4 separate regions of the Homo sapiens genome follow, and all the other regions are linked to region 3. The links are chromatin contacts, found by Hi-C or POLR2A ChIA-PET in ENCODE. All regions are on one chromosome and are shown on one strand. Each heading gives the region's core, a stretch centred on a gene start or an enhancer-like site at or near the end of the contact. The rest is flanking DNA. Distances are from core to core; before and after follow the strand shown. Region 1 holds the start of ZNF576 (zinc finger protein 576). Region 2 holds the start of ZNF233 (zinc finger protein 233). Region 3 holds the start of ZNF45 (zinc finger protein 45). Region 4 holds the start of ETHE1 (ETHE1 persulfide dioxygenase).

Evidence for each region. Hi-C counts contacts between places; a loop is a spot of excess contacts on that map. ChIA-PET counts read pairs that join two places held with the same protein, here RNA polymerase II (POLR2A). Pooled maps may share reads with other maps.
Region 1: a map of naive thymus-derived CD4-positive, alpha-beta T cell shows a loop between it and region 3 (25-fold over the local background). The contact joins the promoter of ZNF576 here to the promoter of ZNF45 in region 3. A Hi-C loop is called at or near these places in 1 of 168 maps with a recorded cell type or tissue (naive thymus-derived CD4-positive, alpha-beta T cell) and 12 of 50 pooled maps. POLR2A ChIA-PET finds 5 or more read pairs at or near these places in 1 of 52 experiments (activated CD4-positive, alpha-beta T cell).
Region 2: a loop to region 3 is called in a map with no recorded cell type, with 5 times the contacts of the local background. The contact joins the promoter of ZNF233 here to the promoter of ZNF45 in region 3. A Hi-C loop is called at or near these places in 1 of 37 single-sample maps with no recorded cell type and 2 of 50 pooled maps. POLR2A ChIA-PET finds 5 or more read pairs at or near these places in 1 of 52 experiments (HepG2).
Region 4: a pooled map shows a loop between it and region 3 (3-fold over the local background). The contact joins the promoter of ETHE1 here to the promoter of ZNF45 in region 3. A Hi-C loop is called at or near these places in 5 of 50 pooled maps. POLR2A ChIA-PET finds 5 or more read pairs at or near these places in 2 of 52 experiments (AG04450 and HEK293).

Annotation. Positions count from the first base shown.
Region 1 is chr19:43,594,648-43,600,793 of GRCh38, reverse strand. ZNF576 (zinc finger protein 576) reads right to left here and starts at 4,199. Exons shown (of 3, transcript NM_001145347.2): 1 at 4,051-4,199; 2 at 3,601-3,700; 3 at 1-1,963. The coding sequence starts at 3,685. The coding sequence ends at 1,536. IRGQ (immunity related GTPase Q) reads left to right here and starts at 4,660. Exons shown (of 3, transcript NM_001007561.3): 1 at 4,660-4,812; 2 at 5,454-5,985. The coding sequence starts at 5,456. RefSeq lists enhancers at 4,165-4,584, 4,985-5,054, 5,240-6,036.
Region 2 is chr19:44,254,716-44,261,154 of GRCh38, reverse strand. It overlaps ZNF233 (zinc finger protein 233), which reads right to left and starts at 1,269. Exons shown (of 5, transcript NM_001207005.2): 1 at 1,217-1,269.
Region 3 is chr19:43,932,648-43,938,900 of GRCh38, reverse strand. ZNF45 (zinc finger protein 45) reads left to right here and starts at 3,619. Exons shown (of 10, transcript NM_003425.4): 1 at 3,619-3,977; 2 at 4,207-4,475; 3 at 6,211-6,253. ZNF45-AS1 (ZNF45 antisense RNA 1) reads right to left here. Exons shown (of 3, transcript NR_184050.1): 3 at 3,087-6,253.
Region 4 is chr19:43,525,951-43,532,885 of GRCh38, reverse strand. ETHE1 (ETHE1 persulfide dioxygenase) reads left to right here and starts at 5,685. Exons shown (of 7, transcript NM_014297.5): 1 at 5,685-5,789; 2 at 6,227-6,371; 3 at 6,537-6,685. The coding sequence starts at 5,709. It also overlaps a transcript of ZNF575 not described here. RefSeq lists silencers at 1,560-1,731, 5,534-5,723 and enhancers at 6,334-6,513, 6,029-6,533, 6,534-6,935.

The sequences.
Region 1 (6,146 bases), core at 2,950-5,449, 340 kb after region 3:
CACTGCAACCTGTCTCCCAGGTTCAAGCAATTCTCCTGCCTCAGCCTCCCAAGTAGCTGGGATTACAGGCATATGCCACCACACCCGGCTAATTTTTGTATTTTTGGTAGAGACAGGGTTTCACCATGTTGGCCAGGCTGGTCTCAAACTCCTGACCTCAGGTGATCCACCGGCCTCAGCCTCACAAAGTGCTGGGATTACAGGCGTGAGCCACTGTGCCCAGCCGTCCCTTTCTTAAGCTTGACTGTTCTACCCAGGAATTTAGCCAGAAATCAGTCACAAGGCCACATCTAGCTGCAAAGGAATCTGGGAAATGCAGTCTTTTCAGCTACTGTGTGCCTAGCTAAAAACAGAGACAGTGATCAGTCTACCACATCCACCTCACCTGTGGGCTTTAAAAACATCCCTCAACATAAACAGAGTCTATAAGTATTATATGCAAGGCATCGACCATTGTCTGCAGGTGCAGGGCAGGTAACTAAGGGGGTAAAACTGGCCTGGTGGGACTCATCTCCAGTTGAGGGTGACACCCACTGCTCCCTCCAGCCTGTTGTAACTTCTGTCCTGCCCCTGCTGACAATGTCAGCCTAGGTTGGGCCTTTCAAGAGAGCTGAAAATAGGATCTTAATGGGAAATCTCCCAGTGTTGGCCAAATAAAACCCGAAACAGAAGGTATCTCTGTTTGATTCCAAACCAGTTTCCCCACAAAGCGAGGCCAACTCTGGCCTGAGTTCCCCCACCTGCCCACACCCTTATGTTCTCTGGAAATTCCCACTCAAAAGCCAGAGCTCCCTGTTTAGACATTTTAATATGGATGTTTTCTGTTTTTAGATACTATTCCTGTTAGCTTATTCATACCATTTCACCTACACATATGAAAAAAATATTTCAGGACTAGAATGATATACAAAATTATTTCAACGAGACATAAATTATCGGGGGACTAGTGCCATCTAGTGCCATGGCCCCTCTAAGTGAGGATGGCAGGGGGTGGAAAAGAGACACAAGGACTCCAATTGCTACCCCCACTCAATTGGGGTCCAGCTCCCAACTTTGCTGCCCCATCCCCAAAAGCCCAAGTTGCTCCACATCTGGAACTCACCTGGTGGCATTACAGGCCAGCAACACCTCACCTTTCCTGCCCCCATTCAGGCAAAGGTCCAGGGCAATTTGCTCCCATAGCCCATGGCATCCATCTGGGAAGAATGAAGGGTGATGGCACAATCTGCAGCTAGGTATTTAACTGGGAATAAGGGAGACACAAACCATTTCTCTCCCGCACTCCCTTCCCATTTTTTTTTTTTAACAAAAGATCTCATTATTATCTGATTTCACTGTCTCACGAAGGCCCTGTGTGCTCCAAAGACTGAAGCTCTAAATAAGAATCTTCTGGGTCCTCTTTATTAAGAGCCCTCTGCCTTCCCAGGGGAGGGAAGCAAATCCTTCAGGGCCCCCAGAGTTCCTGCACCCCATATCATGGGTGAGTCCTACCAGCCACAGAGCCACCCGTCACCGTGGAGAGGCTTAAGCTGCACTCAGAGCTCCCCCCGGGCATGCCGAATGTAGTGTTGATGCAGCCCTGCTTCCTGAGCAAAGTCCTGACCGCACTCTGTGCAGGCGAAGGTGCCAGGAGGGGCACGGACCTCATGCATCTGGCGGTGCCGCCTCAGAGAAACAGCCTGCCCAAAGGTCTTGCCACAGTCAGGACAAGGGAAGGTGGGCTGGGCAGTAGTGGTTGCAACCGGCAGGGTGGGCTTGGCGGCTGGACCGTGGCTGCGCTGGTGGGTGATTAGGGCTTTGGAGGAGGGGAAGGAGCGGGCGCAGGTGAAGCAGATGAAGAGGACCCCCTGCAGCTTCTGGGCCACGAAGTCCGCTGGGTGCTCCCGCTTCATGTGACGCTCCTGGAACTTGGAATCTGCGAAGGTGATGAGGCAGCGGGTGCACTTCGGGGCCCCCAGGTGGCCTGAGGAATGTGGGGGAGAGGTCAGGGGAGGCCAGCAGGAGTCTCCAAGACCTCTTCCTGAACCCCAGAATCACACCAACAATTAACATTGAATGTGTTATGTGCTAGGTTCTATGCTAATGCTGGACAACCAAACAGGAGAACTGTTCTTGCACCTATTTTATGGATGAGCAAACTGAGATTCAAAGAGGTTAGGCAAGTTGCCCATAGTCATGAGGCTAGGAAAGGAAATGGTGGAGCCAGGGTTGGAACCCAGAGAGTCAGCCTGCCCAACAGAGGGGTATGGTGATTACAGCACAGCCTTTGGAGCCAGACTGCTTGGGATTGAATCTCACCTCCACCACTTCCTAGGCAATTACACCAGTTTCCTTATCTGGAAAATGGGCTAATAACAGTATCTACTCCATAGGACCGTTGGAAGGAATAAATGAATTGCTGTACAGTCATTTGCAATTATGACTAATGATACAGAGAAATCCAGCCCGACATCCAGGATCTGGCCTGGTACTCACAGCTAGACCTTGGTGTTCTGTTGAACATAAATTTTCACAGAATATCAAGGACAGACAAGGCCACGCTGTGACTAAAATGAATCAAGACAAGACTACATCATCATAATGTCTGAGCACAGACAAAATATGAATACTGTCCAAGCAGAAAAATGACCAAACATCCTCCTATCCTGGCTAATGTGAATGTCTGCTGCTGCTTTATCAGTCAGAGCTTGAGCCTCGCCTCCTTCCTTCCTCCTTCTGGGTAAGATTTATTACGATAGCCAATCATAGAATTGCCCCTGCTTCCTGGTAGCATCCAATCCAGAGCAAAACAATTTTGCTTGAACCTTCCCCAAAATCACCACCCACAAGCCCAAATCCTGTGTCGTTTTTACCATTCTTAGTGAGACACCCCACAGTCCCCCCATGGTCTGTGTTCATTGCAGTGAGAAACCCAACGTGTTCAACTGCAGGTGTGTTCCTGGTAGTCTCTGGCTCAAGGGCATTGAGACTACAGCTCTTGTTACAAATACCTCTCTCTGCCTCAGTTCCCAGTTTAAAGGGCCTATTATTAGAAGGACTCAATGAGATAATGAATGTTAAAATGGTTCATAATATGAGAATAAATACACCTAGCTCATAATAAAACACTGAGCAGGAGGTGTTGCTATTACATGTCAAACTGGCTACCATCATTAACCCCTAGCTTTCCCCTTTGCTGCAGTTAATCCCATACCCACCCTGTGAGGTGGGAAGTACCACCCTCTTTTGACAGTCAAGGAAACCAAGGCCCAAGTTACACTGAAAGTCTAGGGCAGAGTTGGGACCAGAATCTTGGGGTTTCTCTCCCAATAGAACCATTCCCAGCCACATCTCCAACCCAAGCCTCTCCTGGAAGCCACCCTATCCCTCTGAATGCATAAGCATTGCAATCCTGCTTATGTGGCCAGAGGAGGGTGAGTACTCTGGCCACATAAGCTGGTGTGAGGAGATGCACTTCCTGCTAGAGCAGCTCAGGGACCATTACAGCCCCTTCTCAACAGGCAAAACTCTGTGGCGCCTTGGACACCGAAGTGCCACAGAGATCTTAGCATCAGCTCCTGCACCCCACCCTCCTCTAGCCCGCCAGCCATGTGTACTCACAGATGTTGCCTCCTGGGCTCTGGGGACTTCTCTCCTTGGGTGAATCCTGCTGCTTCATGTTCTCTTCAGGGTTCGGGTCCTCCATGGTGCTGGGACCCTTCTAGTCAGGAGAGGAGCGTGCATAAGTGAAGCTGTTCATCTGTTACCAGTCTTAGAGGGCACCCTAAGTCTATGACCTTTGACATCGCCAGAGGCTCTCCTTGCCTGCCTTTGACCCCTACGACATACTATCTCCTTGAACTCTAATTGATGGAGTTCTTGCTAAAAGAAGCTTCAAACCTCCCAAAGGACTGGATTTCCTGGGTTTGGGACTCCCCTAGAGTCTTCTCACTGGTGTGACCTATGACCTGCTGCATCAAACTAACTCCCTGAACTCAGCGTGGAAGCCTTGATCTTTGACACCAGCGTCATCCCAATCTCAAGTGTCTTGGGGCAGGTAGTGATACCCACCCTTTATCCCAGTTCTTCCCGGGAAACATCCTCTGACATCCTGTGATTTTTGTTCCGCCCAGAGCCCCCGCCTCCCACGCGCGCTTGCAGCTGCTATCCCGCTACCCTCAAGCGCTGCCTACAGGTTCCTGCTCCCAGGCCTCAGTTTTCCTCCTTACAGCAGAGGGCTGCCTTTCGCTGCGCCTGTCAGCCGCTGGCTACAGCGCCGCCCCAGAGAGAAGTGGGATAGGGACCACTCAGTCTCAGGGCCCCCGTGGTTTCCGCGCCCTTTTGCCAGATGAGCCTCTCGGAGCCGAGATCCCGGATTTGCCATCCGGCAGTAGTATAGTCGCACCAGCCCGGTCCTCAAAATAACGGGAGGGGTCCTTCTCTGCCCTATGGCGCGTTTGATGACGTTCAGCCTCCCGCGGCTTAGCTAGCTAAGCCTTTTGCGCATGCGTGGGTAGGCTCTCGTGGCGCGCAGGCGCGTTGACTCATTCATTGTTCTAGGCCCTGAGGCCGCCAAAGAGGGGCGTGCACACTTCGGCCGTTCTGCGCAGGCGCGGCGAAGGGCTGGGTCTCTGCTGTCGGCCTTCCAAGACACACCCCCTTGGGAGAGGGAGTGACGTCAGGTTAAAGCTACCGGGACGGGTCCCGGCATCTCTAAATCACCGCTCCCTGGCCTCTTCGGCCTCCGTCCGCCGCGGCCCAGGGGCCGGGCTTCTCAGCTGCTGACCTACTGCCACCGACTGCGCTCTCTCCCGTGGGTCGGCTTTTTGCTCGGTTGGTGATTTGGAAGGGGGAAGGGGAAAGATGAAAATAACAATGTGTCCGAGGGAGGAGGGACTGGAAGCCAGATTTCTGAGGTTTTATTTTTATTTATTTTTCAGAGAGGGTCTTGCTCTGTCGCCTGGGCTGGAGTGCGGTGGTGTGATCACGGCCCACTGCAGCCTCCAAGTCCTGGGCTCAAGCGATCCTCCCGCCGCAGCCTTCCGAGTAGCTGGGGCTACAGGCGCACACCACCATGCCCGGCTAAATTTTATTTTTTATCGAGACGGAGACTCTACCAGAGAGTCCCCCCACATGTTGGCCAGGCTGGTCTCGAATTCCTGGCCTCAAGCGATCCTCCGGCCTCGGCCTCCCAAAGCACTGGGATTACAGGCATGAGCCACCGCGCCTGATTTCAGAGTTTTTGAAGCAGAAAGGGAAACGTTTCCATCTAGAGGGAGGGCGGACAGACAGGACGCCTGGGATTCTGGGGGAATAGGGTCTGGGCTCTGGATTTTTTAGGTCCTGGAGAGTGACACTCAAGAACCGAAGGGGACAGGGTGAAGGACTGAGGCCTGGGTTCCGAGTGGGGCGGCTAGGAAAGGAAAAGGCTAGGTGCTCCCTGACCCAGGTCTTCTCTACCCGTTGCTTTCCAGCCATGCCTCCGCCGCAGGGTGACGTGACCGCCTTGTTCCTGGGGCCTCCGGGCTTGGGGAAGTCCGCGCTGATCGCAGCGCTGTGCGACAAGGATGTGGAGACGCTCGAGGCCCCCGAGGGACGGCCGGACTCCGGGGTTCCCAGCCTAAGAGCTGCGGGCCCAGGCCTTTTTCTGGGCGAGCTGAGCTGCCCACCCGCAGCGCCGGGGCCCTGGGCGGCGGAAGCCAACGTGCTGGTACTGGTGCTGCCCGGACCCGAGGGGAACGGGGAACCGTTGGCTCCAGCCCTGGGAGAGGCAGCGCTGGCCGCCCTGGCCCGAGGGACCCCGCTACTGGCTGTGCGGAACCTCCGTCCTGGGGATTCACAGACTGCCGCCCAGGCCCGTGATCAGACAGCAGCTCTGCTGAACAGCGCGGGGTTAGGAGCTGCGGATCTGTTTGTGCTACCGGCGAACTGCGGCAGCAGCGACGGCTGCGAGGAGCTAGAGCGCCTCCGGGCGGCGCTGCAGAGCCAGGCAGAAGCGCTGCGGAGGTGAGTGCCGGCTTTCTGGCTGGGTCCGTTAGTCGAGACCCTAGGCACCTAGGTGCGACCATGGAGGTCCATGAGATCCCTCCCCCAGTGAGTTTGGGGCAAGGCTTAGCTCTATTATTATTATTTTTTTTTTTTTCCTGAGAGACAGGGTCTCGCTATGT
Region 2 (6,439 bases), core at 20-2,519, 320 kb before region 3:
CTGACATTTCTCAGGGCTGAAGGAGAGTGGCACAAAGGTCAAGAACCCACTCTGCCTGAGCTCAGCCTGAGCTCAAACTCCCAGTTCAGGCTCTTTCCTGTTGTTTTACTTTGGGAAGATAAATGTTTTACCCATCAGTGTTGTCATCTGTAAAACAGGAATTACAATATTATCTTTGTTCTGAAGATTAAGCTAATTAATGCATATAAAGCCTATAGAAGAGACCCTGGCACTCAACGTATTAACAAATTTTATTATTACTCATTCACGAACACATGCCTAATCCAACCTCTCATTTATTCCATAAATATTTGAGCATTTGCCCAGCAGGAAAAATAATATTGCTAATGAGTGTGGGAAATCTGTTCTCCAACTAAGCAGAAATAGCAATAGCATATATTAAGTCCTCTCACGTTGGGACAATGTTACCAAGAGCCAGGGGGTCAACACCCTCCTCTCTGCAGCCCTCCGGTTAGTCAAGGCTGAGGAAGGAAAGGAGGTTGGAAGATATCTAAACTCTGTTTCTGGTCCAGGATGAATGACAGTGGACATCCCCAGGCACCACATGGAGGTGAGACACACTCATGCCTTAAAAGGGAAGGAAAAATAAAAAAGATGGAGAGAAAATTGACACCCCCGTCCCCCCACGTTAGGAATCCAGGAACAGCCTCGCGAGGTGCAGAGATCAGAGAAGGGCGAGTAGCGCTGCACCTGGAGCTCAGAACCCACTGCGGGCTCACAGAAGCTTTCAGAGACTGAATGCCTCTCCTCTCCAGGAAGAAATAACAGATTGGCAACAACCAGCCACCTTTTCAGTGTGTGTCAGGATCGGTCCTACGCATTTTTACATCTATTTATCTTAAGTAAATCTCACGAAACCCCTACCAGTTAGGTACTACTATGAAACTCACTTTACAGAGGAGAAACGGAGAAATTAAGAAACTACCAAGATTATATTGCCAGAAGACAGCAGAGCGTGTGGAAGGTGGGGAAGGCGAGGGAACTTGAGCGCCCGGGAGACCTTCAAACCAAACGTGCGACCAGGAGCCATTCCCAACTTGGAGACCCATGCACCGCCCTAAAAACAAAGGGCAAGCAAACCGTCGTCCCCGCCCTCTGCGACTTCCCTTCACTGAGAGCGAGGGCAGGCACCTGCGAGTCCAACGCCCAGGCCAGGAAAGCTCGCCGTAGATGCAGAGGTTCCGCGCTGACTCACCTCCCAGAGGGGATAGATGACGGCTGCTTCGCCCTCCTGCAGCGGAAGTACACAAGGTTGCAACGGCTTCTGCACTACACTTCCCAGAATGCCCGAGCGGAAACAGGCTACCGCCCTGCCCAGCCAAGAGGGACCAAGAGGGGCCAGGTGCAGTGGCTCACGCCTGTAATCCCAGCACTTTGGGAGGCCAAGGGGGGGTGGATCACTAGGTCAGCAGTTTGAGACCAGCCTGGCCAACATGGTGAAACCCCGTCTCTACTAAAAATACAAAAATTAGCTGGGCGTGGTGGCACATGCCTGTAATCCCAGCTACTCCAGAGGCTGAGGCAGGAGAATTGCTTGAACCCAGGAGGCAGAGGTTGCAGTGAGCCAATATCGTGCCACTGCACTCCAGCCTAGGCGACAGTGAGACTCCAGCTCCAAAAAAAAAAGAAAAAAGAAAAAAAGAAAATCAAGAAGAAGAGAAATATTTACAGTTCTGTACGGTATTGATACTGTAAGTTTACACCATCTGTTTACAAAATAAACCATCTTTCTGAAATGGCAGGCAGCTGCAGCTTCAGACCTCATTCTACAGTACATATCAAGCAATTCAACTTTTTCTTATAATGTCATGACTTTTCTATGCATCTTGGGAGCACTTGCAACATCACTAGTGGCAGTTCACATAGGTCCCATGGTAGTATTCAAGTTTTATAGTATTGCACTAAACACAATAAAAAATAAGAAACCTTTAGATCACTTTTTACTGTAATACGCAATTTACTAGAGAGATGAACTGCTCACTTTGAGATGATTAGCATTACTTGGAATTTTAAGCAGATATTTACACACATGAGCTCACCACAACAGTGACAGGAGATAGCTATTAAATTATTACAGTAGCACAGCATGTACTACAGTTAACTTTATGCAGGCTTGATTTAATATTGCATCTTTGTTTTACATTTCTCTTGACTGTGAACGTACAGTCTGTGTTTGTGTGTGTAAGTTTTTATAAGTTTTACCTTTTTTTAATAGATTCATGTATATTTTATGGTAGTAAATGATAAAATAGACTAATATCTACATATATTTTATGCATTCATGATATACCTAAATTTTTCTTAATTGTTTGATATTTCTAGACTACACGGCTTATCTGTGAGCTTTTTCAAATTGTTGCAAATTTCCAAAAAAAATTGCAATATATTTGTTGAAAAAAAATTCACATATAAGTGGACCCATGCAGTTTAAACCTGTGTTGTTCAAGAGCCAACTGTATTGTAATTTGGAAAAAAACAACATCTAAATTATATCTTGAAAATGCTTCTTCCCTTATTTCAATTTAAATTTTTTTTTGTATCCACTCAGCTTGCTCTTGAGATGATAAATGCAATAGAATGATCATCAATAGATCAAGTCAATGTGGTATCAAAAATGAAGTAATATTTAGCAGCCTTGTAAAAGCACATATATCAGGACTTCTTGCAGAGGCTTTGTTTCCAATGTGATTTTCTCTAGAAAGGAGAAAGTTGTTTTATTTAAGTTATGGGGGTGGGTATTGTGTATAGAGTGGGGAACTGCCTTTGATATTTTCTATCACAAATTTTTTTAGCTCAGTCAGCAGAATTTTATTATTTTAGCACCAAAGGAATCCTGAATCATGTTTTGTTTTCATCTCAAAGTATTTTCTAATTTCCCTGTAACTTCTATCCCCATCGGTTTTTATGAGTGTGCTGTTTAATTTCCACACATTTGTGAATTTTCCAGTTTTCCTCATTACTGATTTGAGTTTCATTTTTTTGTGGCCTGAGAATACATTTCATGTGACTTTATCTTTCTGTTGATACGTGAGATTTTTTATTTTTATTGAGACCTGTTTTGTGGCCTAATGTATGATCTATCCCAGAAAATGTTTCATGACCACTTAAGAAAAATATGTATTCTGCTGGTTTTAGGTGGGGTGCTTTGTATATATCTGCTAGGAGTTTGGTTTATGTTTCCAAATCCTCTAATTCTTTATTGATCTTTTGTCTGGTTGTTGTATCCATTATTGAAAGTGAGATACTGAAGTCTGAAAACATTGTAGAAATATTTATGTCTCCCTTCAGTTCCATCAATTTTCACACCATATATTTGGGGACTAGCTGTGTAATGTCTGTATTGTTATATCTTCTTGATGGATTGACTCTTTTGTCAATATATAATGTCATTGTTTGTCTCTTGTCAAGTTTTTTACCTAAGTCGATTTTGTCTAATATTAATACAATTACTTCAGTTCTCTTTTTTTACATCCTGCATGGAATAATTTTCTTCCATTTTTTCACTCAACATTTTTTGTCTTTGGATTGCAAATAAGTCTCTTATAGACAGCATATAGTTGGATCATGCTGTTTTATCCATTCTGTCCATTTTTGCCTTTTAACTGGAGAGCTTAATCTATTTGCATTTAAATTAATTCCTGATTTTAAAACGGCCTTGCTTCTTTCACTTTGTGATCTGTTTTCTACATGGCTTATCTTTTTTGTTCCTAGGTCTCTTGATTAATGCCTTCTTTCCTAGGTCTCTTGATTAATGCCTTCTTTTCTGTTTGATGTTTTTGCAGCGTACCTTTTTCTTTTTTTTTCCATTTTGAGACAGGGTCTCACTCTGTCACCCAGGCTGGAGTGCAGTGGTGTGATCTCAGCTCACTGCAACCTCTGCCTCCTGGGTTCAAGTGATTCTCATGCCTCAGCCTCCCAAGTAGCTGGGACTACAGGCATGCACCACAATGCCCAGCGAATTTTTGTATTTTTAGTAAAGACAGAGTTTCACCATGTTGGGCAGCCTGGTCTTGAACTCCTGACCTAAAGTGATCCACCCACCTTGGCCTCCCAAAATGCTGGGATTACAAGCGTGAGTCACCATGCCCGACCTGTAGTGTACCATTTAATTTTTCTTCTTATTCCCTTTTCTGTATATTTTCTTAGTGATTACCCTGTGGTATACAGTTAACGTCTTTTTTTCTTTTTTGAAACAAGGTCTTACTCTGTCACCCCGGCTGGAGTGCAATGGGTGTGATCTTGGCTCACTGCAGCCTCAAATTCCTGGGCTCAAGTGGTCCTCCAGCCTCAGACTCCTGCATAGTTAGGACTACAAAAATGTGCCATCACACCCAGCTAATTAAAAAAAAAATTGTAGAGACAGGGTCTCACTATGTTGCCCAGGCTGTTCTCAAACTCCTGGCCTCAAGCAATCCTCCTGCCTCACCCTCCCAAAGTGCTGGGATAACAGATGTGAGCTACCACAGCTGGCCTATTTTTCCAAATTTTATTATGAAAAAATTTAAAGATGCAAAAGTGTTGAATAGTATTAATTCAAACTATATTGTAATACATTAAAGAAGTTAATATAGCTTGAATTAATACTAACCTAGCTTCCAAAATATAAAAAATCCTGCTCCCGTATCTCTGTCCTCCTCCCTTTAGGATTTGAAAAATTACATCTTTATACATTGTGTGCCCCATTAACATAGATTTGTAACTATTTTACTCATTTTTCTTTAAATCATATAGGAGTTATGAGCCAATAATACAATAATATTGGCTTTTGTGTTTACCTATGTAATTACTTTACCAGTGTTCTTTATTAATTTATATGGCTTCAAGATTTAGTGTTTTTTCACTTCTGCCTGAAGTATTTTGTATTTCTTGTAGGGCAGGCCAACTAGCAATGAACTCCCTCAGTGTTTGTTTATCTAGGAATGTCTTAATTTCTCCTTCATTTTTGAAGGATGGTTTTGCCAGATATAGGATTCTTGGCTAACAGGTTTTTTTTATTTCATTACTTTAAATATGTCATCATACTGGCTTCTGGAGATCATGGTTTCTGATGAGAAATGGGTTATTAATCTTATTATAGAGGCTTTGAACATGAGGTGTCACTTTCTCTTGTTGATTTTGAGTCTCTGTCTTTTTATGGTTTGATTATAATGTGTCTTGGTGTGGATCTCTATGCATTTATTCTTCTTGGAGTTAGTTCCTTGAGCTTCTTCTATGTGTAGATTCATGTCTTATAAGTTTGAGAAGTTTTTGAACATTATTTCTTCAAATATTCCTTATACTCCTTTCTCTCTCCTCTTATTGTGACTCCCATTGTGCATATGCTGATATGCTTGATGGCATCCCACAGGTATCTGAGTTCTACTTACTTTTTCTTCTGCTCCTCAGATGGAATAACTTCAATTTACTTATCCTTTAGTTCACTGATTTTTCTGCTTGCTTAAATATACTGTTGAAATCCTCTAGTGAATTTTCATTTCAGTTATTATACTCTTCAGGTCCAAAATTCATGGTTTTTAAATAATTTCTACCTATTTGATATCTTTTTTTCAGACATGATTCTCCTGGTTTATTATTTTTGTTCATGGTTTCCTCTAGTTCTTTGAGAATATTTAAGACAGTTTATTTAAAGTCTTTGTCTGGTAAGTCCAGTGTCTGTGTTTCCTTGGGGACAGTTTCTGTTCATTTATTCTGGGAATGGACCATAATTTTTTATTTGCATGCTGTGTACTTTTTTTTTGTTTGTTTTATAATGTGGTATCTCTTAAAGTCAGATTCTTCCTCCTGCTCAGTTTGTTCTTATCTTATTGTGGATCGTAATGGTTTGTTTAGTGACTGTTACAGGTTTAATTTTGTCTCCCAAAAAGATATGTTGAAGTCCTAACCTGTGAACATGACCTTACTTTGAAATAGGGTTTTTGAAGATGCAATCAAGATGAGGGCATTAGGGTGTACCCTCATTCGATACGACAGTGTCCTTATTAGAAGAGTAACATACCATATTAAGACTGAAACACATGGGGAGAATGCCATGTGACCACAGAGACAGAGCTTGAAGTGATACAGCTAAAAGCCAAGGAATATCAAAGATCAATGGATACCAGCAGAAGCTACTAAGTGGTAATGAAAGAGAGCATGGCCCTTCTGACACTTTGATTTTGGAGGTCTAACCTGGAGAAAACTGGGAGAGAATGAATTTTTGTTGTTCAAGCCACCCAATTTTGTGCCATGTGGTAAGAGCAGCTCTGGGAAATGAATAGTGAGTTTTCTAAACTACTTTTTTTGTAAAACTGGTATTCCCTGTATTGTGTGGTATCTAAGGCCTCTATTCTTTTCATTTATTTTTACCCAGTGTGTTAACAGGGATTTCCTTGAATGTCTGGATGAAAAACAAACAAAAAAGGAAAAATATTTGCCCACT
Region 3 (6,253 bases), core at 2,370-4,869:
ATATGATTTCATTTGTATGAGATTCTTCGGCAGGAAAACAACTAATTTTTCATAACAGAAAGCAGATTAGTGCTTGGGGCTGGGGACATGATAGAACAATCATAGCAGGGCTAACGAGAGCTTTTTGGGGTGTGAGGTAAATATATGCATCTTGAGTGTGGTGGCTTTACACAAGTGTACACGTTCATCGAATGTACTGAACTTTATACTTTAAAAGGGGTATGTTTTAATAGAAATTATACTTAATAAAGTTGATTTTAAAACATTAGCAGTACCACTACCTCTAGTAGTAATAATGTTAAAAGAAATTGAGTTTGTAAAATGTCCAATGACATCCAAGGATTAAGTAAGGCTATTTTCTCAAATCTGAATTTGAGTAACATATTTAAATCTCATATAGACACACTTATAGGAGAAACATGTTCAGGGTAGTCGTCTTTAGATTTGCATTGTTTGGGAAAGGAGCAGCCTTTGCTCACAAGAGCACTAATAAAAGGCCACAAGTTTAGGATTATGAGAGAGACCCGAATTCTGCTAAGATGTAGGGATAAATAATTACCAATCATTATTCTGGAGGTCACAAATTTGCAACTTCCCCAATTATCCCTATAAATAACATCGCTATTGCAGAACCTAAGATTGGCCTTTTGCTATGTCTTTTCAGGCTTTTGCATTTTTGATGACCAGACGACCCCACCCAGACCCACAACTCTTGACTCTACCAGTCATGTGACATCCACCCAGAAGAGGTCCACACCCCATGATTGCATCCCCAACCAATTGCATCCCCAACCAATAAACACACCCATTCCCTAGCCCCCTGCCCACCAAACTTATCTTTTAAAAACCCCAGCCTCCAAATTTTCAGGGAGGCTGATTTCAGTAACAGTAAAACTTCTGTCAATGAAAAGACTCAAACTCTGTAAAATATTTGAAGAGATTATTCTGAGCCAAATGCAAGCGTCCATGGCCCAGGACACAGCCCTCAGAAGACCCTGAGAACATATGCCCAAGGTGGTCAGGCCACAGCTAGGCTTTAGACATTTCAGTGGGACATAAGACATCAAGCAATATATGCAAGACATACGTTGGTTTAGTCCAGAAAGGTGTGACAACTGGAAGCAGAGGGGGTTGGGAGTGGAGGGCAGGGTGGGGGGTAGGGGTATGTGAAGTGTGTGGGGCTTCCAGGTTATAGGCAGATTCAAAGATTTTCTGATTGGCAATTGGTTGAAAGAGTTTATCTAAAGTCCTGGAATCAATAGAAAGGAAATGTCTGGGTTAGGATAAGAGATTGTGGAGACCAAGGTTCTTATTACGCAGATGAAGCTTCCAGGTATCAGTCTTCAGAAATAAGAGATCGTAGATTTTTCTCATCAGACTTAAAAAGGTAGCCCAGGCACGGTGGCTCACGGCTGTAATCCCAGTATTTTGGGAGGCCGAGGCAGGCAGGTCACCTGAGGTTGGGAGTTCGAGACCAGCCTGACCAACATGGAGAAACCCTGGCTCTGTTAAAAATACAAAATTAGCCGGGCATTGTGGTGCATGCCTGTAATCCCAGCTACTTGGGAGGCTGAAGCAGGAGAATCGCTTGAACCCAGGACGCGGGGGTTGTGGTGAGCTAAGATTGCACAATTGCACTCCAGCCTGGATGACAAGAGCAAAACTCTTAAAAAAAAAAAAAAGTGTCAGACTCTTAGTTGATTCTCTCCTGGATCAGAAAAAATGGCCTGGAAAAAGGAAAGGAGATTCTCTACAGAATGTAGATTTTTCTCCACAAAGGACAACTTTGCAGGGCTATTTCATGATAGGGCAATGAAACATATTTGGGGTTGAAGTATTTTGATTTCCTTTCTTATCCGTCATGAGGTGTTATGACAGGTTGGAAAGTAAGTCACATTATATAGGGTTAAATTAAAACCCCTCTCATGAGACTTTATGGTTTGGAGGGCTTGACTCCCCAGACCCTTAGATAGGAATTTGAGTAAGAAAAGAAAAAACGGCAGAGTTCAGTCTTCACCCTGGTCTCCCATTTAGCCAGCTCTACGTGTATTAAACTCTTTCTCTATTGCAATTCCTGTCTTGATAAATTGGCTCTCTCTGGGCAGTGGGCAAGATGAGTCCATTGGGTGATTACATTTCTCTCTTCCTCTTACTAAAGTAGAGAGAGTACTTATCCAGATTTTGAAATGGCATTGATGCAGGGCAGTTTCTTGGCTTTGCTCAGGAAAGAATTCAACAGCAAGCCAGCAGCGGAAGAAAGCAGGTTTATCGAATCAACAGTGTTAAAAGCTCAGTGACTGTTCCTTGCAGACCAAGACTAGCCCACAGGCAGTGTGCCCAGAGTAGCAGCATATGGGCTGTTGGCTGGGTATATTTATACCAACTTTTCATTACATGCAAATTAAGGGGTGAGTTACTCGGAAATCTCTAGAAAAGGGGTTGGTAACTTCCAGGTGTTGCCATGGCATTTATAAACCGTCACGGCGCTGGTGGGAGTGTCTTATACTGATAGGTAGCAAAGGGAACTTACAGGTTGCTTTCCATCACTTGCTGGTTTCAGCAGGTTTCTTATCTGATCTTGGAATCACGCCCTGCTGGTCTCCTGCCTCAGCCTAAATTGAACATTGTTCAGATGTTTACAGCTACTCCTATGTAGTCAACTTCCATTTTTTCTTCTTTACCCTTTCATAATAAACTTGGAAAAATATTTAGTTTCTACCTAGGAGAAAAGTGAATAGTATAGCTTTCTGTATTTTTTGCACTTCATGTCTTAATCCCTCACTTCACCTCCCTCTCCTTACTGAATATTCATAGACACTTTGGCAAATCATAAGACACCTTTACAGATTCCTGATTCTGAGAGCAAGAAGTGATGTGATTCCTTAATCTGAACTGAATGTTTTCAAGATTTTATATAGGATAGAGCCTATTCAATACTATAATACTTTCTTCAGTATCCTGCGAATGAAAGAAAACTAAGCGCAAGAAAAGTGGAGAATTTTGCTGCTTTTGTTTCATGTCCTGCTGGATGATTGCATCTCCTTTTTTGAGCATTTTTAATCACAGATGAATCCATACCCATATTATAAAAGGCTTGTTGCTCTGGGCGGCTCTGGCCACCTCTTTTATTACCTCTGTTTTTAGCTCACACATAGCATTCCTTTGTATTTTCCTTTTTTTTTTTCATATTCGCAACTTCTGTCACGTATAAAAGGGAACAATGGCAAAAGGAAAAAGCAGGCTGAGCTCTACAAGCAATGACTTAGACTCCCCCCGCTAATTCAAAAGGAAAATTGCAGGCTGGCGGGAAGCTCAGCCCTACAGAGGATTCTGGGACGTGTGGTCCAGACTTTTGGGGGCACTTCAGCTCTGGGAAAGCGCGGCTTTGTTATTTGCTCCCCTGGGGAAATAGGAACCTATACCCCAGTGCTCAGTGGGTTCGGTGGTACTTCGACTATTTGAGGACGAGAACACGAAGCCCGCTCCCCTTGGGGATTCTGAGAAATAAGATTCGGCCGTGGGAGTCGAAGCCCGCACTTCCGCCCAGGGGGCGGGGCAGCGGCTTCCGTTCCTCCCGGGGATGCTGGGAAATGTAGTTCCAGAGCTCCCTGCTCTCCCGGGCACTTCCGCGGCAAGAGGTTGAGAGCGCGGCCTTCATTCCTCTCGTGGAAGTGAGTGAGTCCTGGGACCCCGCGACCTGTTTTAACTTTTATGGTTTGGTCGTAGGATCAGCAGGGCTCGCACTTCGGTCAGCAGGAAAAGACGCTGCGGCGAGCAGCGGAGGGCGGAGTTGAATGGCTGGGCAGCTGATTGCCTTACTGTATCCGGAGCTGCTGCGTTCGGGGCGGTTCGGGAGTCCCCTGGTTGGAAGTGGACCTGAATGGGGAGGCGTCTGAGGATCTCCTGGGCTCTCAGCGGCCCGACCCGCCTTCCCCCACCTCCCACAGCTCTGTAGCTTCCTAGCGGTGTAACGTTGGGTGAGAACTTAATCTTTCGGTGCTTAGTTTCTGGTCTTAGTTTCCTCTTCTGCAAAAGGAAATATTAACCTTATATATTTGTTTTGACAATTAGTAATATAGTACAAGTAAAATGTGTATGGAATAGTACAGGAATGTGGCAACATGTCGGCCGTTAATATTAAAACTATCATAATAAAAAATATTCATTTTTCAGCAAGCGCCTGGCTCTTCTTTCTGATTCCTGCAGGAAAGGAGGCTGTTCTTGGACTATGCCTGACCCGTTTTTTAAGAAAGAGTGCATCACTCAACAGGTGGCGTCTGGAGTTATCCTCTGTGGATTTTCCAGGATCTCAGACAAGATCGTGCAATCTCCCAGCCTCCTTTCCTTCCCCTGCCCTGACTTCTGAAAGAATGCTGCGGGAGAGGAGGAAGGAGAGCATCCTGGCTTCTGGCAGCAGAGCCCCACTGTGACAGGACCTAGCATTCACCTTCCTCTTCTGTTCCGAGTGCGAGAAGGTATTTCATTCCTTGCAAATGTTTCTGCTACAGAAGTGTTCCGTTATTGTATAATTGGAGAAAATGTGACATGAATATTAGTCACACTAGTTAAACATTGGGTGCTGAGTATCACTCTGAGGGCTTTATAAAAACTAACACACTGAACCTTCACAAAGGCCTTGTGTTGTGGGTTCTGTTCACCTTACAAAGGTGATGTGGGTATTGTGATATGGGTACTGTTATTACACCAATTATACAGATGAGGAAATGGAGAGAGCCTAATTTACTTTCCTATATCACAGTGCTAGTAAGAACAGTGGGATTTGTGTCCTAGACTTGGGTTCCTTACATCTGAATACCCTTGGTCTCACAGTTTGAAATCCCAATTTAGAATTAGGAAATAAAATAGATAAATGATCCATATAAATAATCATAGGAAACTGGCTGCAGAGGAGCCATTTGAGATCAAGTTGGGGAGGGAGGTTGGAATTTTACTGTAGAAGATTTTGAAAGCAAGGTTGAGTTTAGACTTTAGAAAATTTTGAAAGAATTCTCATTTAATTTTAAGCAATATTAGTAGTTCATATTTTGATCATAGAGATGCACGTTCTCTGTACAGGATGTAGAAAATACAGAAATATAAAATATTACAAATTTCCTTAATACTAGGATATAGATAATTATTAACATTTTAATGCATTTCTGTTTAGCAGTTTTTAATGTGTTTTTGTCTGTGTTTTATGAAATTGTTATCACACTATTCATAGTGGGTTGTTATTCCCTTATTTTTTACTATGGAAATATCCAAACATACCCAAATATAATGAACTCTTATGTACAGTCACCCTGCTTCCATTCTTGCTAATCTTATTGCCTCTCCCACCAACTTTTTTTCCCTTGAGTATTTTAAAACAAACCCAGATGATGAGTCAGTAAGGCTTAAAAACTAATAATTATCATTAATTGTGTTTTTTGTTTTTTGTTTTTTTTGAGATGGAATCTTGCTCTGTTGCCCAGGCTGGAGTGCAGTGGTACGATCTCAGCTCACTGCAACCTCTGCCTCCTGGGTTCAAGCAATTCTCCTGCCTCTGGCTTTACAGGTGCCCGTCACCACGCCCTGCTAATTTTTGTGTTTATAGTAAAGACTGGGTTTCTCCATGTTGGCCAGGCTGGTCTCAAACTCGACCTCAAGTGATCCGCCCACCTCAGCCTCCCAAAGTATTGGGATTCCAGGTGTGAGCCACCATGCTAGGCCTCACTAATCGTTTATATATGAAGGCCAAGGGAGGGGCAATTATATTCATTTGCCAGGGCTGCCATAAGAAAATACTACAAATTGGCTGGATTATACAGAAATGTATTTGTTACAGTTCTGGAGGCTAAAAGTCCAAAATCAAGGTGTCACCAGTTTTGGTGGCTTGTAAGGCCTCTCCCCTCTGTGTGCGTGAGCTCCCTTGCTGTAAGTCAACTTCATCACCTCTTTAAAGGCCCTATTTCCAAAGACAGTTATTTCTGAGATACCGAGCGTTAGGACTTTAACGTTTTGAGAGAGGCACACACAATTCAGCCCATAATAGATATTAACAGTAACTCTGAGGTTTTTCACTCCTGGCAGCTAGGAGAATGCTACTTATGTGAGAAAGCTAGAAAGAGTTGCAATTAGGAAAAGAAAGATGATTGATTTTCTTTGCTTTTTTGGAGTTGCACTTGCCACTGGCATATAACTCTTGGTTTCCTATCTCTCTCCCATTAGACTTCAGGGACCTCTGTTTCATGGACATTATCATATTCTTCTC
Region 4 (6,935 bases), core at 4,436-6,935, 410 kb after region 3:
GCACAGCGCCTTGGCACACCTCGCTATTGGGTGATTCAAGATTCTCAGCCACGCACCCATCTACCTTCCCCCTCGGAAGCCTGGGTGGTCCCGAGGTGCCCTGGCCCATGCTCTTGGTGCCAGGCCTGGGGTGGCATGCAGCTTAGCATTCTTCCCGAGCAGTGGCGGTGCACCTTCCTGCCTGGTGCAGAAAGGACCAGGAAATGCCCATAAAAGTCCTCTGCATGGGTGGGTCTCAGTCCGATAACCCGCAAGGTCTGGCGATCCCTGGGAGTTTGGCGGGGTTATTTGGACTCTGGAGCCAGATTGCCTGGGTAACTGGTTTGGAATACGGCTGTGCCACTTTCTAGCCGTGTGACCCTTTCTAGCTCTCTTTCTAGGCCTGTTTCCTCATCTATAAAATGGAGCGTTTTTAGGATTAAATATGATAATCAATGGAAAGTGTTTAGACTAGAAAGTGCCTAGGCCGGGCTCCCTGTCTCATGCCTGTAATCCCAGCACTCTGGGAGGCAGAGGCGGGCGAATCACTTGAGCCCAGGATTTCCAAACTAGACGGGGGCTAGGCACGGTGGCTCACGCCTGTAATCCCAGCACTTTGGGAGGCGGAGGTGGACGGATCACCTGACGTCAGGAGTTCGAGACCAGCCTGGCCAACATGGTGAAAACCCGTCTCTACTAAAAATACAAAAATTAGTCAGGCATGGTGGCACACGCTTGTAATCTCAGCTACTCCGGAGGCTGAGGTGGGAGGATGGCTTGAACCTGGGAGGCAGAGGTTGCAGTGAGCCAAGATCAAGCCACTGCACTCCAGCCTGGGCAACAGAGTGAGACTCCGTCTCAAAAAAACAAAAAAACCAAAAACCCAAACAAACAAAAATCCCAGCCTAGGCAACATAGTGAGACACCTCCCCATCTTAAAAAAAAAAAAAAAAAAAAAAAAAAAGTCTGGCTTAATGGCAGCCTGTAGTCCCAGCTATTTCACGGGGGTAGGGAGTGGGGACTCACCCAGGAGTTCATGTCTGCAATGAGCTATGATTGTGTTACTGCATTCCAGCCTGCGCAACAGAGTGATACCCCGTATCTTTAAAAAAAAAGTTTTTAAAATAATTATTCACTCATGACCAGTATTGTTTGATTTACCCCCCATCCACTCTTCCCAAATGATTCTGAAGCTAAATGTCAAACATCATATCTCATAAATATCTTTTTATTACACTTGATTTGCTTGACTTAAGATCTAAATGAGCTCCACACATTGTATTAGTTTGAAGTGACACTTCGGTCTCTCTCTCTCTCTTTTTTTTGAGATGGAATCTCGCTGTGTCCCCCAGGCTGGAGTGCAGTGGCGCAATCTTGGCTCACTGCAACCTCTGCCTCCCGAGTTCAAGCGATTCTCCTGCTTCAGCCTCCCAAGTAGCTGGGATTACAGGTGTTCACCACAACACCCAGCTAATTTTTGTATTTTTAGTAGAGACAGGGTTTCACCATGTTGGCCAGGCTGGTCTCGATCTCCTGACCTCGTGATCCACCCGTCTTGGCCTCCCAAAGTGCTGGGATTACAGGGGTGAGCCACTGTGCCCACCTCTTTCTTTTTTTGCACGGAGTCTTGCTCTGTCACCCAAGCTGGTGTGCAGTGGCGAGATATCAGCCCACTGTAACCTCCACCTCCCAGGTTCAAGTGATTCTCCTGCTTCAACGTCCTGAGTAGCTGGGATTACAGGTGCCCGTCACCACGCCTGGCTAATTTTTTTTTTTTTTTTTGTATTTTTGGTAAAGATGGAGTTTCACCATGTTGGCCAGGCTGGTCTCAAACTCCTGACCTCAGGTGATCCGCCCACTTCGGCCTCCCATGGTGCTGGGATTTCAGGTGTGAGCCACCGCGCCCAACCTCTAGGGCCACAGCTATTTTCAAGAACCATGATTTTAAGAAGGCAGAGTAGAAGCCAGAAGACCAGTGAGGGTATTGTTATATATTAATTACAGTATTAATTGCTAGCACTTATTATACACTGGAAACTGTCCTTATGTGCATTAATTTATTTAATCCCCATAGCAATGTTTTAAGAGGAGGTGCTACTATCATCCTTGTACAGAGGAGGAAAATGAAGTGTGGAGGGGAAGGTCATCCCAGCCAGGAAGTATCAGAGCCAGGATTTGAATCCCTCAGCCTGGCCCTGCAGTCCAGGCAATTTGCATTTATGCTTTGCTGCCCCTTGAATGGGGCAGAGGGTGTGATAACAGAAAAGTGGCCTGGTTAAGATAGGTTAAATCTGGCTGGGCACGGTGGCTCGGCCCTGTAATCCCAGCACTTTGGGAGGCTGAGGCAGGTGGATTACTTGGGGTCAGGAGTTCCAGACCAGCCTGGCCAACATGGTGAAACCCCATCTTTACTAAAACTACAAAAATTAGCTGGGTGTGGTGGTGTGCACCTGTAATCCCAGCTACTTGGGAGGCTGGGGCAGAAGAATCTCTGGAACCCAGGAGGCGGAGGTTGCAGTGAGCTGAGATTGCACCACCGCACTCTAGCCTGGGCAACAGAGCAAGACTCCATCTCAAAAAAAAAAAAAAAAAAAAAGAGAGAGAGTTTAACTCAGCAGGGCCTGGAAGTGGGTGGAGGTGGCAAGGGTAGGAAGGAGTCAAGGATAGTGACAAAATAATGATGGGCAGTTCCCATTGAGAGCCTGTGCTATGTCAGGCTATTGAACTATTTTCAACCTCATTTTGTAGATAAGAAAACTGGAACCCAGAAGAAGATAAGTTTTCAGCCCAAGGTCCTACACCTGAGAAGGGTGAAGCCAAGTCTAACTCTTAGAACATCTCACAGCTGAGCCTATAAACCCTGCCTAGGGTGTGTCTTCAAAGGACACATAAATGGTCTAGAAATTCTGCAAAAACAACGGGAAAGGGTGCCAGGGGCGAGAAGTTCTTATTTGGGGGACCCTCTCAGTAAGGAGTGCCTGAGGGTCTTCCTTTCCCTGGCTCCTCCCTCCCCTGAGTTCCCCAAATCCCTACACCTCCCTGTGTCTCAGACCTGCTTTCCCTACCTCTCTCGCCTACCAGCCAGACTGAGTCACCTCTGGGTCCTCAGCTTTGTCTAGCTTGAGTCAGGCATGCATGAGACCTCATGCCTGGAATTTTTTTTTTTTTTGAGACGGAGTCTCGCTCTGTCGTCCAGGCTGGAGTGCAGTGGCACGATCCCGGCTCACTGCAAGCTCCGCCTCCCGGGTTCACGCCATTCTTCTGCCTCAGCCTCGAGAGTAGCTGGGACTACAGGCATCCGCCACCATGCCCGGCTAATTTTTTGTATTTTTTTTGAGTAGAGACGGGGTTTCACCGTGTTAGCCAGGATGGTCTCAATCTCCTGACCTCGTGATCCACCCGCCTTGGCCTCCCAAAGTGCTGGGATTACAGGCGTGAGCCACCGCACCTGGCCTTTTTTTTTTAGACACTCTCGCTCTGTTGCCCAGACAGGGTTTTGCTATGTTGCAGAGGTGCAATCTTGGATCACTGCAAACTCTGCAACCTCTGCCTCTTGGGTTCAAATGATTCTCATGCCTCAGCTTCCCAAGTAGCTGGGTCTACAGGCGTGCCCCACCACGCCCAGATAATTTTTTTGTATTTTATTTTATTTTTTTCAGTAGAGATGGGGTTTTACCATGTTGGCCAGGCTGTCTCAAACTCTTGACCTCAAGTGATCTGCCCACCTAGGCCTCCCAAAGTGCTCAAAGTGCCTGTGCATGAGCTCAGCCATATGCTTTTTTTTTTTTTTTTTTTTTTTTTTTGAGATGGAGTCTCCATCACCCAGGCTGGAATGCAGTGGCACGATCTCAGCTCACTGCAACCTCCACCTCCCGAGTTCAGGCAATTCTCCTGCCTCAGCCTCCTGAGTAGCTGGGATAACAGGTGTGCACCACCACACCCAGCTAATTTTTATATTTTTAGTAGAGATGGTGTTTCACCATGTTGGTCAGGCTGGTCTTGAACTCCTGACCTCGTGATCCGCCCGCCTCAGCCTCCCAAAGTGCTGGGATTACAGGCATGAGCCACCGCGCCCAGCCGGCCACATAAAATTTTAATGAAGCAATTTGATAGGCTTAAGGAAAAGCAGGCCTTCTCTGTGTAAAGGCATTCACACAGGGGCTGCTCTGAAAATAGCTCCAGGGACCATTCCCTGGAAACTCCAGAATTAAGATAAATGTTGTTGCAGGAAACCCCTCCTCAGAAGCTGTGGGACAGGATAACTCAGTGGTTCATACCTGTAATCCCAGCATTTTGGGAGGCCCAGGTGGGAGGACCATTTGAGGCCAGGAGCTGGAGACCAGCCTAGGCAACATAGCAAGACCCCTGTTTCTACAAAAAAAATTCTAACAATTAAAAAAAAAAAAAAAAGCTCTGCCCCTAGGCTGGAAATCAAGGCTGCTCTGATGTCACAAAGTGACATAGATCCTCCAGATGAGAGTGGGATGTCCTATTCTCACTACTGCTACGATTACAAAGAGCAGACTTTCTGACAGCTCATGACTTGAGACTACAGTTTTTCAGCCCCAGGTCCTTGGTGTAAATGAACACAAGCTCTTTTCAGAGGTTCACACCCCAACAGAAGATGAATAATCCCCAATCTGATTATTCAAGAGATAATGCAAAATTATCTTTTTTTTTTTTTTTAAGATTTCTTCCTGGAAAGAGAGAAACATTCCTGATAAAATGCTTATGCAATTTCTGGATGAACTTTAATGGGATCAAGTGTTGTTCTGGTAACCAGGCACCCACTCAAAAGTCCCTCAAGATATTAATGACCTGGAACCGAACGAATATCTTTTTTTTTTGAGACAGAGTCTCCCTCTGTCGCCCAGGCTGGAGTGCAGTGGCGTCATCTCTACTCACTGCAACCTCTGCCTCCCGGAACCGAACATCTTTTTCTAACCATGACTATCCTACCACCTGCTAGAAAACGGCCCCACGGGACGCGGTGGCTCACGTCTGTAATCCCAGCACTTTGGGAGGACAAGGTGGGAGGAACGCTTGAGCTCAGGAGTTCGAGATCAGCCTGGGCAACATAGTGAGAACTCCGTCTCTGCAAAAAACAAATTTTATATACATGTATGTGTGTGTGTGTGTGTATATATATATATGTATATAAATATATATATAGATATAAATATATATATATAAAATGTCGGGTGTGGTGGCAACGTGCCATAGTCCCAGCTACTCGGGAGGCTGAGGTTGGAGGATCGCTTGAACCCGGGAGTTTAAGGCTGTAGTAAGCTGAGATCGAGTCACTGCACTCAAGCCTGCGTGACAGAGCGAGACTCTGTCTCAAAATAAAACAAAAGAAAAAGGAAAAAAAACGGCCCCGAGGCTATGAGTGTACTGGGGCCTCTCCCTGGGTTTCTACTTCTCTCCCTATCTCTGTTCCTACATGAGTATGTCTGTGTGTCTCTGAGCGTCTGTCCCTCGCACTTTGAGTGTCTCCCTGTTCTCTGTTTTTTCTGGGTCTCAAAGCGTCCAGGCATTGCACTCTGGCTTTCCTCGGTCTCGCCCTCGCCCCAGTCCCGCTCGGCGGTCCCCCGCCCTCTGCCCCAGGCGTCCGTGGCCCCTTTAAGGCGTGCTCCGCCCCCGCCCCGCCCTTCCCGGGGTCAGTGCCGTAGCGCCCGGCTCCTGCAGGCGCTCGGCCTCCGCTCATTCCTGACCCCGCAGTGGGCGCGATGGCGGAGGCTGTACTGAGGGTCGCCCGGCGGCAGCTGAGCCAGCGCGGCGGGTCTGGAGCCCCCATCCTCCTGCGGCAGGTGCGGGTGGCTGGACCTAGGAGGGGACTGCTGGGCACTAGGCGGCAGCAAGGACGGAACTCCGGGGTCTCTTAATAGGGAGAGATCCGGGGGGACCCACGCCTGCATCTTGCGGAAAGCGGGGTGGAGGTTTAGGGCTGGACTCTTGGGTCCTTTAAAGGTGAGTGGTCTGGGGGCCTCTGGGCTTGGGGCCAGACCCCTGGGTCCTCTATGAAAGAACGTGCTGGGGACCCTGATTTTGGGATGTTAGGAAGTTGGAACTCTTTTGTTCTGATAGGGGAAGGTAGTGGGGCTCCGGACTCCCGACTCCCGGGGAAAGAGTGGGCTGGGGTTTCTGCTTCTGGATCTTAGGAAGAGGATAGGGTCAGTCTGGACTACTTGGCCTCCAGTGGGTGGAAGTCCGGTTCTGCGCCCTCACCTGGGTCCCCCGTTCCCAGATGTTCGAGCCTGTGAGCTGCACCTTCACGTACCTGCTGGGTGACAGAGAGTCCCGGGAGGCCGTTCTGATCGACCCAGTCCTGGAAACAGCGCCTCGGGATGCCCAGCTGATCAAGGAGCTGGGGCTGCGGCTGCTCTATGCTGGTCAGTCCGGGGACCAAACTCATGGATCCCAGCGGGGCTGGGCTGCAGCGTCAGTGGAATGGGAAGCTGGGGCCCAGAACTCCTGAGTCTGAGGGAGAAGGATCTGGGCTGGGACTCCCAGGTCCTTTCTGTACCCTCCGGACCTGTCCCTCCTCTCTCTCCCAGTGAATACCCACTGCCACGCGGACCACATTACAGGCTCGGGGCTGCTCCGTTCCCTCCTCCCTGGCTGCCAGTCTGTCATCTCCCGCCTTAGTGGGGCCCAGGCTGACTTACACATTGAGGATGGAGACTCCATCCGCTTCGGGCGCTTCGTGAGTTGGGTGCTGGGTCCCCAAGAGGGTGGTGGCCTGGACTTCTTAAACTTAAGGGAAGAGGGGACTGGGGGCCTGGGATCCTGAGTCCTTGGGGAGGAGGGACCTCAGGACCTGGGTTTCTGACCCCTGAGCTCATATTTCTGGGAGGGGGGCACCATAAACCCAGGTGGGGCACTGGGGCAAGAGGCTCTGGGCAGGTGGGGCACTGGCGGAACTCCTAAGTCAACAGCATTTAAGGAGTTTCCTT